Regions from separate parts of the Mus musculus genome. Here region 2 is linked to region 1. A link is a loop called in an ENCODE intact Hi-C map of the cell type or tissue named here. Cell type or tissue: heart. All regions are shown on one strand. Each heading gives the region's core, and the rest is flanking DNA. Links, peaks and the distances in the headings are about the cores only. Region 1 overlaps Gm31060 (a long non-coding RNA gene). Region 2 has its middle 65 kb from the start of Gm31121.

Region 1 (2,921 bases), core at 148-2,647:
CCTTTGGTGATGAACAGCAGTGTGGAAATGTAAGCTGAATAAACCCTTTCTTCCCCAACTTGCTTCTTGGTCATGATGTTTTGTCCAGGAATAGAAACCCTGACTAAGACAATAGTAGAACCCATTAAAACATGAATGGTCTTCCATTGGTGCGGAAGCAGGACTTTTGTTTCTCTATTGGGAACTTCAGGATATATATATATATATATATTTAAAAAAAACCTCACAATAATTTCAGTGTGTCTCAGTTTGCTTGTGAATGTGTGTACATGTTTGTGGAGTTGTATGCATACTTTTATAACTTCTACCAAAGAATGAATTATATAATTATCTTCCGCAAGTCTAGGTGGCCATAAAAGCTACAATGTTAGGATGTGTGAAATGTAAAAACTAAAGCTTTGTGATTCTAGAACCAGTTTAATAATTGTTACAACTCTTTGATGAGGGACTTCAGAGAGTCAGAGCCACATTTATCAAGTCACACTACACATGAGCTGAAACTCTTCTGAGCGCCCGTTGATAAACACAGACATATTGTTCTCCTGGTTTTAAAATAGAAATGTAACAAAGCACAAGGCCATGTATTTTTTATGGAATCAAATTTATTCTATGAATTCCAAATTATTACACTGTCAAAAAATGCAGAACGAAATGGCAGGTGATTAAAACATAAAATCAAGGTTAAAAAAAAAAGAAACAAAATAACAAGCAGAATATTTTACATAAAATATGACTAGTAACAAAATCCTCCAAGGGTGTGTGCTGAGCTACAGCCCTCATATATTAACACTTATGAATTATAAGAAGATCTGGACCCATGAGACCTGTCTGGGTCCCGTTCATTCCTTGCTGTGTCCCTCCGGCTTGCGCCTGTGGTGAGATGTGCTAGCTCCGCCCTCCTTAAGGGTGTCTCTCCTCTGCCTTGATGATTACCTCCAAACTGCCTTTAAACTTTCTCTTAGTAAAGTTCAACTTAACTTCTAAAACCCAAAGAGAGCATGTGTCCTCGCCTCTGTCACCTGAGTGCGCATCAGAAAGAGAGGGCAGCACTGAAGCTTGTCACAGTCCCTCACAGAAACAAGATCAGATCAACAACCTCGTGGCTCCCAATGTAAAACTTCTGAGGCACTGATTTTACTCTTGGTGAGCACAGGGTCCCTCTTTTAAAAGTCAAATAAAAATAAAATAAAATTTGAAATTTAGAAACAACTTCCAAAGTACTGAAGTCTTATGTCTCAATTTTTACCTGCTGCTGTCTATTTTTAAAGTCTGCTGAAATGAAGCGCGGTAATTCAAAACGCGCGATAAAAAAGAAACGGGAGACAGCTATATCAGGCTCCTGTCAGCAAGCACTTCTTGACATCTGCAATAGTCCAGAACCTGACAAATACAGATGCGCATGCTCCCAGCCAACCGTTGGACTGAGCACCGGGACCTCAATGGAGGAGTTAGGGAAAGGACTGAAGGAGCTCCAAGAGTTTGCAACCCTATAGGAAGAACAACAATATTAACCATCCAGATCCCCCAGAGCTCCCAGGGACTAAACCACCAACCAAAGAGTACACACGGAGGAACCATGGCTTCAGTCTCATATATAGTAAAGGATGGCCTTGTCGGGCATCAGTGGGAGGAGAGACCCTTTGTCCTGTGAAGGCTCAATGCCCCAGCATAGGGGAATGAATGCCAGGGCAGTGAGGTGAGAGTGGATGGGTAAGAGGGGGAGCACCCTCATAGAAGCAGGGGGAAGGGTGGGATAGGGGGGTTGCGGAGGGGAAACCGGGAAAGGGGATAACTTCTGAAATGCAAATAAATAAAATATCCATTTTTTTTTTTAAAGAAAGAAATGGGAGCAAGGAGAGTTTAAGAAGTTGATAGACAAAGCGAGCCTTGTTGTGGTGTCAGATTCTTTTAAAGAATAAATCTTCTTTTACTTTATTTCTTCCCTTTTCTTACTAATATTAAAGAAACGCCCACTCCAAGATTACACAAACTCCGATAGGAGGCTTTCCTCAAGGACAGAGGGTCAGGCTGGGGCTCTGGGTGATGGAAGAGTCTTCTGCACAGAAGCTGTTTGCAATTATTCTGATACTAATCACACTAAGTTTACCCTGAGACGAGAGAGATCAAATAAATATGTATAGGGTCGATTTTTACATTCAATTAAATATTTGCATGTTACTCAAATAATTAAGATGAGGTGAACATTATCTTATGAAGCACAATTATGCACATTTATATAGCATACATTACTTTATGAGGGTTAAAATATTCCAGTAAAGCTTGATAGGCACATGTGGAAGCATACACTAGGAATGAAGACTTTATAATAAACATCCATATGTTTTAGTAAACACAACTGCAGTTTCCAGTGCAAGCAAATGTGCAAATCTTTAAATGATACTGAAGAATTCAAATAGTCACTCTTGTATATGTTTAAAAGACCCCCAAAATGAGATTTGCATGCTTAACAATTACATAGGTTTTGTATGCATCTCTTTGTATTTTAAAGGAGGTTGGCTTTATGCAGCAAGAAAATGTGATAATACATGGTCTTCTAGACTTTCAGTCTAATTTTAAAGAATTAGTCAGTCCTAACAGATGAGCCTTGCCATTTACTATCCCAAGACACTAGGTTCATTTGCAAGGTGCCTTCTATACATTGGCTCTTATGCATTATCTTAGTTGATCCCACCATGGCTATAATTGCCCAGACGAGGAAACTGGAAGCCTTGAGGTCAGTGTCCTGGGTTCCCCTTTCATGTGCTTTGGCTTCAATGCAAGCTCCTTGGTTTTATTACTGAAATAGTTTGTGCTCGAAGACTTGACTGCCAATACTCAAACAAAATGTGGCATCCTGGGTTTCTTTGTGTTTGTCCTCCCCCTCAGAGTTTCAGTTTGGAGTCTCAGCTACAGCAAGGAAT
Region 2 (2,921 bases), core at 302-2,801, 220 kb before region 1:
GACTTTATGACACTTTTTGAGAGTTCCTTCTTAACAGGCATGTTCTCTCTATGTGTATGTGTTTGCCCTTCACACTCACCTTCCACCTTCTTCCTGGCAGAAACAGCGGTTCGATCAAGCCACTAAATGAAGCCATCCTGTGACCAGGAGGCTCAGAGCCAAATGATAAAGATTGGACAAAGGATTTTTCCAGTACAGTAGGGAGAGGGAAGGACACCGAGTCCTTGCTGGTGACATTGCTCTGACGCTGCTCCTTTCTGTCATAACCTTCATGCTTTTTTGTTATATGAAAAGAAAAGAAGTGAAGAGCCAAAACAACCCCTCTTTGTTGTTCAGCCTGCAGTGTAAATGATGTTTTCACATATGGCTTGATTTTCTGTTGCTGACAATTAAAGGACAGAGGGTTTCATTTCATTATGTGATTAGCTGCGAGAACAGAATACAGGGGGGGGAAATAGCAAGCTTTGGTTTCAATCTGTTGAGAATAAAATCCTCTGTTGTGTGGGATTGGGATTAAGGAGCTGTTACCAGAAATAGAACTATATAAATGTTTAGGCATCAGGATAGCAATTGCGTAGGTAAGATCTTATAGAAAGGATGCAGTTAGCTGGCCAAAGGATACCAAGAAGGACAGGAATTAAAAGGAAAATTGGGAAAGAGAAGCAAGGAGATAGAATAATGTTATAAAGCAAAGATGGAACGTGCTTTCTAAGCTGCCCACTTCCTTCCAAGTCCATTCTGATAAATAAGAACTTACGCCTATTTTCCTTGAATGTCAATCATGCGCACTTGTTCTTGGCAGGCTACCCTGCATTTCCACTTAGGCAGTTGTAAAGCTCATTCACTCCTTACTTTCACAGCATTAGATTGCTTTGCTGCTCATTTTCCAGCTCTTCAGAAACTCATCTCCCTATTGGTCAGGAAAAGAAGCCCCATCACCCTTCACCTACTTCCTTATACTTATGCCCAACTTTGCTTTTACCCCATCAGTTTCTTAAATTAGACAAAATATCAGAAACTTTCAAATTGAGGAGGAACAGCAGCAGCGGCAGCCAACTCTATGTAAACACTAGGGGCCTTGAAGCCACAATGGCTTCTCCTGCAGGAGGACCTAAATGAAGACTGCCCGAGAGACCAAGGATTGTTGATGCAGACAATGTTGGCCAATCAGGAACTGCTGTTTGGAGGAAATGCTTTCTTGGGACCAATGGGGGTGCCAGTGGGATGTATTATAGGACTTTGCTGCAGCATTTCTCACCTGCTCCTGGAGTCTGTGTTGGTGACTCTGTGCCATCTCACTTCCAGCCCCCCAGGGCAGGTAGGATGGGGCAGGAGTAGCCCAGGGCACAGGCAGCACCAAACAATATAAATGCATTTACTATTTAAAGAGAGAACAATCTCCTTTTCCTTGGGAGTTTATCGTGATACTTGACCCATCTTATCTCACAAGGGTAATACTCAAGAAAGACAAACATAATCTCCTCTTGTTACTATGCCATAACTACGTTGATGATTTACTACTCTCCAGAATTTAACTGTGCACCCAGAAGAGAAATATTACCTCCAGATCTCTCTCCCCTGAAATCATAAGCTAAATGAAGTCATGATTGAAGTCCTGTAAGTAGCCGGTGTTTAGTAAGGATCTATATTTGGAACAGTCTTCATCACAACTTTCTTATAAAAGGTAATCTCAAATAACTGAGTTTCTTAATGGTGTCCTTGCATGAGATTAAAGTAATTACCCCAGGGGTAGCCACTGAAGACAGGCATTTGCACAGAGTCTTGAGATATCACTGATCGGGCACTGGGAAGGGAGCTGGCCTGAAAGTTCTCACCTGAACTCCCTAAGGCCGCCATGGAAGCCATCAGCTCTTGAGTTATCCAGATGTCTCACTGTGTGGCTGGTTCTCAAGGCTGGCCAGAGTGCCTCATGTGACTCTTCCTCCTGGCAACCTCTAGATAGGTAAAGTTCTTACAGGACAGATGGCTTTCCCCACGGGCTGTGTCCCAGGAAAACTAATCAGAGATCACATGAGCTTTCAAGATCTCACTTTGAAAGTCTCCATCTTTGCTTTTGCAATGTTCTTTAACTCGCAGTCACTGAGGGCACAACAGACTTAAACGGAAGGTCAATTCTATAAATTTTATATTCACACACTAGTATTTACCTAAGAGTAATTTAGTTAAAGTTTCCTTGAGAAAAATGTAGACATTTCAACATGTCTTATATAAGATGTGTTAACTTTCTCCTTTGGAAGATATTTTTGAGGGAGATTTTTGTAAGTGTAATATATGATTATAATGATAGTTTCTTAGGACAAAGACATAATATAGCCTATTGGGTTTTGCCTTTCTATCCTTCATTCCTGAACCAAATGTAAAAAAAAAAACAAAAAATGCAAAGGGCCAAATTGCCAATGTTTTAAGCCAAGAGGCAACCTCTTCTGAGGAAAGACTACTTAAGAAACAGTGAAGGTCTGGTTCTTTCCAGCTGTGCGCAACTACTCTAAGACTTGTCTCTGTAGGAAGCAAGAAATGGGCTTGCCTTCCCAGAGTCAAAGGGGTGTGTGTGTGTGTGTGTGTGTGAGAGAGAGAGAGAGAGAGAGAGAGAGAGAGAGAGAGAGAGAGAGACCTCATGTTTGAATGGGGGTGGATATAGAAAGAAATCTTCAGTCTGGGTTAGACTTTCTAGATCCCTTCTCTTGGTGTAAGTAAGCAGAAAATGTAAATGTTTGAAAATTAATTGACTGGACATTTTACATCCTTGAAATTAGTAGCTTTCATCTTACAAAGACCTTTCTTCTGTTTTAAGAGAAGGACAGTAATTAATTTTTTTAGAAAAATTTATTTAGCAAATGTTCTATTACTTCTGTCATAAAGACAAAAGCAGGGACCTCGAGATGGTTCACCAGGCAAGCACT

Evidence for each region. Hi-C counts contacts between places; a loop is a spot of excess contacts. Peaks named below come from ENCODE experiments on the same cell type or tissue, not always from the same donor. Only the 100,000 strongest peaks of a DNase experiment are listed, where the experiment ranks them.
Region 2: a loop joins it to region 1, with 9 times the contacts of the local background. A loop is called at or near these places in 5 of 42 quality-filtered maps.

What each region holds. Positions count from the first base shown.
Region 1 is chr3:149,507,330-149,510,250 of GRCm38, reverse strand. The region is part of intron 2 of Gm31060 (a long non-coding RNA gene); the gene reads right to left. Among named protein-coding and RNA genes, the nearest start is that of Gm31060, 11 kb to the right of the region's middle. In heart, for the core only: no CTCF peak of the experiment used is centred there; a DNase peak (open chromatin) is centred at 1,410; H3K4me3 peaks cover 774 bases; H3K27ac peaks cover 1,211 bases.
Region 2 is chr3:149,723,659-149,726,579 of GRCm38, reverse strand. No RefSeq gene overlaps it. Among named protein-coding and RNA genes, the nearest start is that of Gm31121, 65 kb to the right of the region's middle. In heart, for the core only: no CTCF peak of the experiment used is centred there; no DNase peak of the experiment used is centred there; H3K27ac peaks cover 568 bases.